2 separate regions of the Mus musculus genome follow, and region 2 is linked to region 1. Evidence: chromatin loops called from intact Hi-C (ENCODE). Cell type or tissue: left cerebral cortex. All regions are shown on one strand. Each heading gives the region's core, and the rest is flanking DNA. Links, peaks and the distances in the headings are about the cores only.

Region 1 (5,926 bases), core at 1,309-5,308:
TCTGTCATCTGTAACTTCAGGGATTTTATTAACCCCTTGAAAACTTCATGTGTACTGACTCACACAGGTCATGTCAGTGTGCCATGGGGTAATGAGCTCAGTTACCAAATCAATTCACATATATCATCTACAGGTTTATATGACTATATATCTGTAGCTAGTTCACCAATTCCCACTGTCTCCTGCTTAGATTTTGAACTCTAGACCTGCCTATATGGCTATCCAGCAGACCCATGACTCAAACCAAGTTACCTTAGAATTCTCTGGGTCAGATACTGTTTAACATTTCACTCACTCATTAGATGTTAGCTGTTACTATTTTCTCGTGTTCTGCATTCATGCATCTATCAGGATCTCTCTATACTCTCTATATGTTACAAGAACTCTCCCAATCTGCCAGAAAATAAGCACCCTTCACCTACCTTCTTCACTCTTCACCTCTTCATTGGGTGCCCAAGAGTTCTCCCATGGCTTTAAACTCCAATTCCCCAGAGTGAAAATTGGCTCCAGTAATGCACTCTTGCACTGACGTCTCAGTTTGCCTTCCTTACTTCTCTACTAGTGGTCTGTCCATCTCCAAGTCAACTTTTTACATTCTGGTCCCTGTGTCAGAATTGCAATAAATTTATCATCTCTACTGCCAGATCTGTTTCCCAGGGTCTTCTATCTCTCACTGAGTATACCCCACCTACTCTGGCACATGAATCAGCCATTCCAGTTTTTCAGGTCCCCAATCATTAGTTGATTCTATATATTGGCTCCAGTTCTCACTCTTCTTTGGTGCCTATACTATCTTGACTCTAGTTCTCATTATTGAAAATATAGACAGTCTTAATTTATCTTCCTGCTGCCAATCCCACCTACCCCCTCAATCATCCATTAACATCAAACAACAAACAGGTTAGTCCCCAATCTGTACCTTCCTTTATCACTTAATGCTTAGTACATTTTCATGGCTTCCATTCATTATATTGAAAAACTCCTTTATAGAACAGACCAGGGATCTCAAGTGACACCTAGCCTCCTCCTTTGCTAGTCTACAGAGTCACCATTCCAAATTCATAACATATTTAGTGTCTACAACATGCTTATATCCAAGCATTAATACCTCTTGTTCCTTCCATTTATACTGCTTTCCCCTTGTTTTGGAGAACTCCTGTTCATCTCTCAGCATTCCACACCTGTCAACATATCTGTTCAAGCTTTTCTGACTTCTCTACCCTACATCATTCCCCACTCTTCCTGGTAGATGTTTGCCTAGCCTGTTTCATAGCTTATTGTGTATCACATTCTTTGTGTGTGTGTGTGTGTGTGTGTGTATCACATTCTATCATGCTGTGTTAAACGTTATATATCAGTGTGCAAATTGGGGTCAGCAACCATGCATTAACCATCTTCCTAACTGACATTATAAACTCAGTGACTGGGTAATGAGTATGTGCAGATGTTTAAGTAAATATTGATTTACATTCATTATTTAAGTTTTAATTGTATATATTTACACAATTAATTTATACTTATATTATATAAATTTATATTTGTTGTTTAGAGTCACCAAATAATAAAATTATAGATCTCAAAAGCCAAGTTTGACCTGCCCTGGAAGACAGTTATTATTATTCTTTTCTGCTGTTTTGCATGTCCTTTCTTACCTCCACTTTCTTAAGCACTTCTTCCATATTCATGCTCCATTTCTTCCCCAAAGCACCCTCTAACCTCCAAACCAGACCAGCCCTTCATGGATCTCTCTCTCTACCCCATCTCTCTTCAAGAACAACCTCAGTGGAAATGTAGAACATGACAGTGTATATTTGGGGGGGATAGGAGTCAAGATGCCTGCTTTTTGCACTGGTCTAAATCAGTATAATCATTCTTGAAAGTATAGGTACCTCAAAGGGCAGCTATATGAATCACAACTGCCAGCGAGGATCAAACATTAACCAGCATTGTGATGAAGTCAACAAAAGAAACAGGCTAGTAATTGCCTTGCAGGATATATATCAAGTCTCTACCTTATACACACATTCCCCCACAACACACAGAAAGCCTTTATGGATCTTTCATCCATGAATTTTCTCAATTATAATTGCCCAGCTGTGTCTTTAGCTGTATTCAAGCCAGGTTCTGGCAACTGGCATATCACATATCTGATCCAAGAACCCTGACCAGAGAAAGCCAACTAAATGACTGAAGACATGTTCACAGGTAAATATTTCCACAGGTACTGTGTACTCTAGGGTGGTTTAAACTCCCAAATTCCATCTGAAAAGAAAAAGCAGGAAGATCAGCTGATAGTCATTTTTACCAGATCTCAAAATTTGATTATTTATTTTTCTGTCCCTGTATCAACTGACTTTTCATTAAACGAGCTCTTTTTCAAAAAAGAAAAATATAGTATGAAGGATGGGTACTAGCTGGGTGACTTCTACTAGTACTACAGTATTAGTTGGGGCACAGTATTCTGGAGGTACATACAGAAAAAAATCTAAGCATGTAAAAAAAGATACTTTAGTTAAACTGAATACATGCTATTTATCTTTACACAAATGCAACTATAGTGTAACTTTTAATATCCCTTTTATGGAAGACTTCCAAAGTTCCCACAGAGGTCATAATTTGGCCCTGGATGCTACTGGTTTGCATAATATCATGGTTAGAAGAAACCCTTATAAATGCAAGTGCAGGTCCCAGTATTAGTAATGAATAGGTGGGTTAAGGTGGGAGCTCTCTTACGAATTTTGTGTTCTTGTGGTCACCCCAAATTCTACTAGAGAAAAGCCACAATGCTGAGGCTTGGAGGGGTTTGAGTGTACAAAGGACTGTAAAATTCATACCGTTCTCTGACCTGGTTAAAGTAATTCCTGCCATACCATTCACTCTCAAATATCATCATCCTGTTTTAACAGGAAAAACAAAAACAAAAACAAAAACAAAAACTCAGCATCACTGAGGATTCATTAAACCAATGCAGTTGCTTCCTTTGCCTTTTTAAAACATTTTTTAAAGGATTTAGACTTAAAACAATTTTGATGACCAGTAATGCTATTGATTCATACTGTTTATTTATGGGTCACCAACCACGTATTCATCATGTCTATAACTCTAGTTCTTACACAACCCAGTATCTGGCAAACACTGGGTCCATAATAAATGTTAAATTAATATGTGAATCACATCTTGGTTAGAAATGATATTCTGTTTCTGGACTAATTTTGTCTTTGCTAATGTCCTGCCTTGGGAGTGCCATCTCTGACCTAGACCGCAATCCCCTGAGGCATATTAGGGAGGGTGGTAGCTGTTCCTTCTGAATGCTCCCATTTCTATCAACCACTTTCCCTTTCAGGGCTGTTCTTTTTTGCTTTTAGTCCTAAGGTCTAGAATGGTCTCCAGACTCCTGGAAGCAGCAAGGTCCCCACACCTCTGGGCCTTCCCAACCCGAGAGCACGCGGACAGACACAGACACACACGCATGCACGCGCGCGCATACACACACACACACACACACACACACACACACACACACACAGAGAGAGAGAGAGAGAGAGAGAGAGAGAGAGAGAGAGAGAGAGAGAGCTTGCCTCCAGCTCCCTAGCCTTCTGTCACCCCGCACCGCCCACAACCACGCCCTCCCCGTGGGCGAGATCACCTGTCCCTCCTCTGCCACCGCCTCCTCGGGTACCCTTTCGCACCCCCTCCTGCTCCCCTTCCTCCGCCACCTCCCCCAAGCCCTCCCCTTCCCCGCCTCCTCCCACCCCTTGGTGTATATAGTAAAGGCCAGGCGCTGCACGCAGACACACACTCTCCCGGACACAGGCAAACACGCACACACACACAACCGGCAGTGGCGGTAGCGACAGCGGCTTGGTGACAGCAGCGACAGGGGCTCCCATCCGCTGTGCACCCCCTTCAGGCGCCCAGCGGCGAGGCCAGACCCAGAGAGTTCCCACACTAGCGTCCACCCCGTGGCTTCCTGGAGGCGGCGGCCCGGATCCCGAGGTAGCGGCTGCGGGCACCCTAGTGCTGGTCGGGGTCACTCCCGCCCTCCCCAGGCGGACCTGCCACCGGGACGCAGGGGGCGCGCCGGGCTGGGCGCGCCTGGCGGGGCCGGGCACCCGGGGAGGGGCCTGCCTGCTCCTGGGGGCAGGACGGCGCCCAGAGGCCAGGGCCAGCGGGGAGGGCCGGGCGGGGGCGGGGACGCGGGCCGAGGCTACCACTTGTGCGGCTCGCCCAGGCCAGGCTCCCGCTGGCGGGCGCTACGCACTGGCCGGCCCGGCCGGGGACAGTCGGGAAGGCGGCGCCAGGCGGTGGGGCGGGGGCCCTGAAGTGGGTTTTGGGCCGCCACCCGCTCTGGCACTGGGCATAGAGGGCGGCACGCAGTGCACTCCGTGCCCGGGCACCGCACCGGGCTTGTCTCGGTATCTGCCATTCTGCCCCAGCCTGGAAAACCAGGCGCCTTCCAGGCCCTTCGAAAGATGGATTCTGTTGACGTATCTGGCGGCCCTGGCGAGAGGGGTGGAAAGTTGGGTTTTGCCAGATCGTGCTGGGATCTTCTTTGTGCCGCTGAGCAAGTCCCGCATCCCGCTGGAGCAGGGTGAGTGCCTGTCGGCGCCCTGGGAGCCCCGGTGCCCCACAGTGCCCAGACACGGGGTGGCTACACCAGCCCCGGCTTTCTGCCATGTTAGGCACCAAGCAGCGTTCTGGCTGCATTTTTTTTTTTTTTTTGTATGCGTGCATTTCAGTGGCGCCTTTTGCTGCGAAGGGAGTTATTGCTTTCCTGCGCGTTGGCTCCCCCAACCCCAACCCCCGGGGTTGGGGCTTGCTCTGTGTGTTTGTTGTTTGCCATTTAAACCCCTACTATTGTTCAGGATAAGCTCCGCCTGGGTGGGGAAATGGCATCCCACCACAGTTGTTGGCGAGGGGTCGAAATCTTGCCAAACAGCTGCTGCTTTGTGTTTCCCTATCCGAAGTCCGCGGAGTGGGTTTGGGGCAGGATGGATGGTGGAGAGACAGATAGGGCATGAAGGGAGACCGTGGCTTTGCGAAGACTGACTTGTCACCCACCCCATGGTGCTCAGTCAGCCTCTCTTCTGACTGACAAACTTTTATAAATATTTCTCTTTTAGAAGAGAGAAGCCTAATGAATTTAGCCGTTTTTTTAAAGGCGGCAATCCAGCTTTAACAATGGTTTGGGAACTTAATCAATGAGAAAGGGAGGGGAGGAAAAGAAGGCGCTGGCACCAAAGCGGGGAATGTGGCTGCTTCTTACAGAGTCAGGTAAAAGGGGGCCAGGGCTGGGCAGGGCAGGGCACAGCGCCTGGGTGGCCACATTCCTAAAACTATCAGTTGTTCTTACCTGTATCCGCTGGTACCACCCACGCTTGTGCCCTCACCTCTGGGCTGCCCGGTCCTGGCAATGGGCTTGAGAGGCGGCTTGCAGCAGGGAGAGGGCCAGCCTCCCTCATCTGGCGTTTTTTAAGGATGTGTAAATATTTTGCTGAGGATAAGTGACATCAACAGAATGATATTCCACAGAGCCCGGGTGTGCAGCAATGATAAATAGATACAGCCAAACAAAGTTTTGATAACCGCATATTCTCATGGCTCGCTCTGTTTCGTTTGGTCTTTGTTTTTGTTGGTTTAGCATTATCTCGCATCCTCTGGTGTGATCCCTTTATTTAGCCAATTCTTGGAAGCTTCTCCTTAGAACACAGAGAAAAGCAGCCAGCAGGGAGAAAACAATTCTTAGCCTCTCCTGCACCAGGCAGATTTTTCTTTGCTTTCCCAGGATCTCTTTCCCACCGTTTTCTAGCTGTCTTCCCTTCTCTCCTTTAGAGTCATCACAATTGCGTGCTGGTAGACCAAGGGACTTCAGCTAACTTTGAAAGCGTGTTGTGGCAGAGCCTTTGTTACAGTGGTATACCAGGGG
Region 2 (5,926 bases), core at 930-4,929, 310 kb before region 1:
TGATTGTCCTAACGAGGAAAGATAACAGCTGCCTGAATAGCAGATGTAACTTTTATAATCATTTCCTCTTCATCGCTTTTCTCCCTAATGACCCTGCCACTGATGAGTGTATTTAAAGAGGAGGGTGTATGGTGGGCAGAGGTTGGCAATGATCAGGGAGCTTATGCAAAGAGGGAAGTGCTTGCTCAAATCTCTCAAATCAGATGCATTTTTCCTCAGTACTGGTGTGAAACCTAGGACCTCACACATGCTGTATAAATGTCCTACTGCTGAGCCCTTTTGTATTTTTAACATCTGAGCTAGGGTTTCACCAATTTGCTAAGGCTGACATTAACTTCACTCTGTAGCCAAAGCAGGCCTGGAATTTGCCATCTTTCTGCCTTACCTGCCTGGGGAGCTGAGATTATTGATCTATACCTCCAGACTTGGCTCAACTGCATCTTTTCTCTTCTCTTCTCTTCTCTTCTCTTCTCTTCTCTTCTCTTCTCTTCTCTTCTCTTCTCTTCTCTTCTCTTCTCTTCTCTTCTCTTCTCTTCTCTTCTCTTCTCTCCTCTCCTCTCCTCTCCTCTCCTCTCCTCTCCTCTCCTCTCCTCTCCTCTCCTCTCCTCTCCTCTCCTCTCCTCTCCTCTCCTCCCCTCCCCTCCCCTCCCCTCCCCTCCCCTCCCCTCCCTTCCCCTCCCCCTCTCTTCTCTTCTCTTCTCTTCTCTTCTCTTCTCTTCTCTTCTCTTCTCTTCTCTTCTCTTCTCTTCTCTTCTCTCATTCTTTCTTTCCTTTGCTTCTTTCCTTCTTTCTTTATTTCTTCCTTCCTTCCTTCCTTCCTTCCTTCCTTCCTTCCTTCCTTCCTTTCTTCCTTCCTCCCTCCCTCCCTCCCTCCCTCCCTCCCTCCCTCCCTCCCTCCCTCCCTTCTTCCTTCCTTCCTTCCTTCCTTCCTTCCTTCCTTCCTTTCTTTCTTTCTTTCTTTCTTTCTTTCTTTCTTTCTTTCTTTCTTTCTTTCTTGATCACAGCCCCCTCCCGCTTTTCCTCACAGTGTCACCCTCTCCCCTTCTCCTCAGAGTAAGGAGCATCCCCATTCTAACCCACCCTGGCACAGCTTGCTACATCAGAGGCCTAGTCAAAGACAGCTCCTGCTCCAATTGTTAGAGGACCCACATGCAGGCCAAGCTGCACATCTGCTACATATGTGCAAGGAAGGCCTAGGTCCAGCTGTGTATGCTATTTGGTTAGTAGTTTAGTCTCTGAGAGCCCCAAGGGTCCAGGTTAGTTGATTCTGTTGGTCTTTCTGTGGAGTGCCTATCTCCTCTGGGCAGCAATCTTTCCTTTGAGTCTTCCACAAGATTCCCTGAGCTCAGCCTAAGCTTTGGCTATGGGTCTTTGCATCTGTTTCTGTTGGGTGCTGGGTGGAGCCTCTCAGATGACAAGCTTACAAGACTTCTCTGTCTACAAGCATAACAGAGCACCAATAATAGTGTCAGGTACTAGTTCCTGCCCATGGGATGAGTCTCAAGTTGGGCTAGTTATTGGTTGGCCATTCCCTCAATCATTCCCTCTGCTCCATCTTTATTCCTGCACATCTTGTAGACAGGTCAAATTTAAGGTAGAAGGTTTTGTGAGTGGGCTGATGTCTCCCTCCCTCCACTAGAAGTCCTGCCTGGCTACAGGAGTTGGATACCTCAGACTCTATATCCCCCTGCTGCTAGTAGTCTCAACTGGGGTCACCACACTATCCAGGAGCCTCCCCTGTCCCAGGTCTCTATCTTGACTCAGTTGTAGGGTTGGTAAAGATCTTTTCCCATTCTATAGGCTGCCATTTTCCCTATTGTCTGTTTCCTTTGCAGTTTCATGGGGTCCCATTTTTCAGTTGTAGAACTTAGTGCCTTAGATATTCAGTTTGATTCTGTTGAACAACCTGTCTATTTTAATGCCAATACCATGTGGTTTTTAGTACTACTGCTCTGTAATACAGCTTGAAAGCAGGGATGGTGATACCTTCCAAAGTTCTTTTATTGTAAAGGGTGTTGTTTCCCTATTTTCCTTTGCTGTCACTTTTTCTGCAGTGTTGACTATGCAGCTACCAATAAAGTGGTTTTGAGGAGTCTTATGTCTTAAAAATATTCCAACTTCTAAGTTGTTTTACAGACAGGACTGGTAATGAGAGACAATGAGTTTGGAAGTCACCTAGGCCTGTCTGGCTATCTGAGTCAGTCCTTAATGCACAGAGACTCTCCAAAGTCTGACATAAACATGCTCTACTTTACAAATAATCAAGGCAGAATTTCCCTCTAGCAGCAATGTAGTCAAGTTACAAATGACTAGAACATTCCAGTTATTTTATTCTTGATTATAAACATAAACCCTTTTTATTTCAGAAAACATGGGGAATACACTGAAAAGAACAAAAGAGAAACCAGAAGCTGCCCATAATTTTGCTACGGAGACTGCTATTAACCTTTCTTCATTGCTTTCCTCCATACATTCACTATAAAATTAGGATGTGAAGTATACATTTTTATAGCCTTCTTTCCCCATTATGTTCTGAACATTTTCTCATACGGACATATGTTCCTTGAAAATAGATTCTTTCATGGATACTTATGACTTTATTAAATAAATGTGCTTCCACTTAGCCATCTCTCTGGCTATTCCCACTAGAGGACTATTATAGTCAGAGCTGGGCAGACAATCCAGGTGCATTCATCATTATGTACTCATTGGCATTATGGATCAAGATAATTCTTAGTATACTCAGGAGAAGTTTATAATTATTTTCAAAGGTAATTGATCCAAACTGACAAATTACTTGCTAGGAAACATTACCACTTGAAGAATGTACTGAAATTGTTCACCTCACCAAATATGGTAGGATTGAGTCTAAATATTATTTACCAAAATAAAAAGTAAAGCAAATTTCTTGTATTAACTTACATCTCTCTATTAGTTGAAAGCTGAACATGCTTTCATGCATGGGTTTATAAATTATTTGCAGTTGTATTTCACAGCTATGTATTATGGTTCTATCTTTCTCTTTTGTGATTCTTTTTTCTTAAACTGGTGTGTTGGTGCTTTGCCTGAACATATGGTTGTTCATCCCATGTGTGGCTGGTACCCATGGAAACTAGAAGAGAGTGCTGGACCAGAGTTATAGACAGTTGTGAGTCATTGTGTGGGTGCTGAGAATAAAAAAATAAATCCACAGGAATAGCAAATAGTACTTTTAACCAGCAAGCCATCTTTTCAGCTTATTTTGTGGTTGTTTTAAGAAAATGTGGTTCGTTTACACAATGGAATACTATTTAGCTATTAAAAATGAGGACATCAGGAATTTTGCAGGCAAATGAATGGAACTAGAAAATCTCATTCTGAGTGAGGTAACCAAAACCCAAAAGTACATGAATGGTATGTACTCATGGATATTAGTCAAAAAGTACAGAATATCTGTGATACAAACCAAGAGACTGTAAGAAGTTTAATAAGAATGAAGGCCCAAGTGAGGATGCTTCAATCCCACTTAGAAGAGGGAGCAAAATAATTATGGGCTGCAAAGGCAGGAAGTCACCTGAATGGGAGAGGAAGAGGAAGGGGAAAGAGGGGGCAGGAGTATGTATGGGGGGAAACAGGAGAGAAGCCCAGAGAGGGGTCAGGAGAATGAATGGAAATATGCAGTTGTGGGAGTGGGGGCAGAGGGAACCTCTACAAAGTCCTAGAGACCTGGACCCAATGGGGGTAGTCTTAGCTGAAATGCTTAACAGTGAGGAGATGGAACCTGAAGAGACAACCTCCAGTAGATACACAGGGCATCCAGTGGATGAATGAAGTCACAAAACTGCCTTCAAAATTTTTGACCCAGAATTGTTCCTGACTAAAATAATATAGGGATAAAAATGGAGCAGAGCCATCCAGAGACCTCTCCACCTTGGGATCCATCCCATCTGCAGACACCAAACTCCAACACTATTGCTAATGCCCAAGATGTGCTTGCAAACAGGAGCCTGGTATGGTTGTCCCCCAAAAGACTGCCAGCACCTGACTAATACAGATGCAGATACTCACAGTCAATCATTGGACTAAAGTCAGGACCCCTATTGAAGAGTTAGGGGAAGGATTGAAGGAGCTGAAGAGCCAGGCAACCCCATAGGAAGACCAAGAGTGTCAAGTAACCTGGACTCCTGGGAGCTTCCAGAGACTAAACCACCAACCAAAAGAGTATACATTGGCCTGAGGCCCCAGGCACATACGAAGCAGAGGTCTGCCTCTCTTATTGGGAGAGGATGTGCCTAATCCTGTAGAGACTTGATGCCTAGGGAAGGGGGATGTGGGGGTGGGGTTGATCCGGGGATGAGTGAGTGGGTGAGGGGAGTGGGAAGGTGGTGGGGTGTGGAGAGCACCCTCTCAGAGGCAAAAGGGAGGGGAGTTGTGTGAAGAACTCTTGGAGGGGGATCCTGAAGGGGGCCAACATTTAGAATGTAAATTAATGAAACAAAGAAACAAAAAAGTCTCATTATGTATCCAAGGCTAGTCTCAAACTTGCAATTCATTTGCTTCAGCCTTCAGGAATATATGTACCATTATATTTAGCTATTATTGATATTAAGTACTTGTAAAGATATTGATCTGCAAAGTATTTAGATGGAGAACAGTAAACATGATCTTTTGTTGAAGGCCAGACATGATGTAGAAGATAAAAAGCAAACAAAAACAATAACAACAAACAAAAACAAAAAACCTGCTGAGGTCATTAGTATGAAGCATTATGTTTATGTGACTACTATTTATTAGGGCCACACATTTTAAAGGTTTCAATAGTCTCTTGTGTGCTTGTTTTTGTTTCCCCTTTGTCCTTGGGTTTCTTTAGAGACTTCTGAAAACCAAGCTCAAGACATGCATGCTTCCCATGGGCTAAGCCTCTGAAGCTGTAAGCAAGTCCCCAACTAAATGCTTTCTTTTCAAGAGTTGCCTTGGTCATTGTGCCTCTTCACAGCAATAGAAGAGTGAGTAGGATGAGAGCACTCACTTCTGTATAGAGTTTGAACTAGATCCCTAAGAGTTCCAACTTTCCCATGGTCTGATCCTGGTTACTTTGACCAGAATATTCCTTTCTAAGGCAAGAACCAGAACTTTCCCACTTTGGTTGCTTTCCATAGAGCCGATAAACATGAATATGCAAATAATAATCTAATTCTATCCAATGGCAGGTGGCAGATGGAGACTAAACATCCAGATGTTTAATTCTTCTCATTAATTAAAACTTATTATAAGAGTGTGAATTTTTGGAGGACACTGGCTAAGTTAACCCACGGCATGGCATTTCAGATACCACTGAAGAGAATTTGAAGATCTTTGCCTTTAAAAATGCCAACAGCAGCACTCTATTTACACATTTTCAGTGGGAAGTGGCAGGTTTTAATTTTAGCTGTATGCCACCTTCTCAATTGTTCCCCGAACGGAGTAGCAATGTTGAGCAAATTATACAGGAAAAAAAAAAAACATAATAAACCCCAGGACTGAAATGAGTTTAAAGTTCAAACAAAGTGCATTGCATAGCTGGCACATTCTATAATCCATGCACATATGATCAGGAAAAGCATTCAGTCTTTTAGAGTGTTGGATAGACGCACAGGAAGGAAACTTCATTCTCAAAGCAGGGAAAATAAGTAGACTCATGATATGCAAGGCGATACCACTAGAGTTTTAAGATTTTTTTCCCATCTGATACACACACACACACACACACACACACACACACACACACACACACATATATATATATTTTGCAAAGGATTGGTTTTATGCTTCGGCTTTTCTTGATTTTGTGCTCTGGAGAATACACATTTTATGTCTTGTGAAGGAATGAAGGTTAAATGGCAACTGACATAGCCACAAAAAAGATGGAAAAGGAAGGGCATTTGTTTTCTTTTTCATTGGCAAAATT

Evidence for each region. A loop is a pair of places that touch in the nucleus more often than their neighbours do. Peaks named below come from ENCODE experiments on the same cell type or tissue, not always from the same donor. Only the 100,000 strongest peaks of a DNase experiment are listed, where the experiment ranks them.
Region 2: a loop joins it to region 1, with 2.9 times the contacts of the local background. A loop is called at or near these places in 4 of 42 quality-filtered maps.

The regions. Positions count from the first base shown.
Region 1 is chrX:161,713,272-161,719,197 of GRCm38, forward strand. Rai2 (retinoic acid induced 2) reads left to right here and starts at 3,765. Exons shown (of 2, transcript NM_001103367.1): 1 at 3,765-3,996. In left cerebral cortex, for the core only: no CTCF peak of the experiment used is centred there; DNase peaks (open chromatin) are centred at 3,358, 3,676, 3,793, 4,548 and 3 more places; H3K4me3 peaks cover 1,992 bases; H3K27ac peaks cover 1,651 bases.
Region 2 is chrX:161,408,231-161,414,156 of GRCm38, forward strand. No RefSeq gene overlaps it. Among named protein-coding and RNA genes, the nearest start is that of Gm36049, 53 kb to the left of the region's middle. In left cerebral cortex, for the core only: no CTCF peak of the experiment used is centred there; a DNase peak (open chromatin) is centred at 3,115.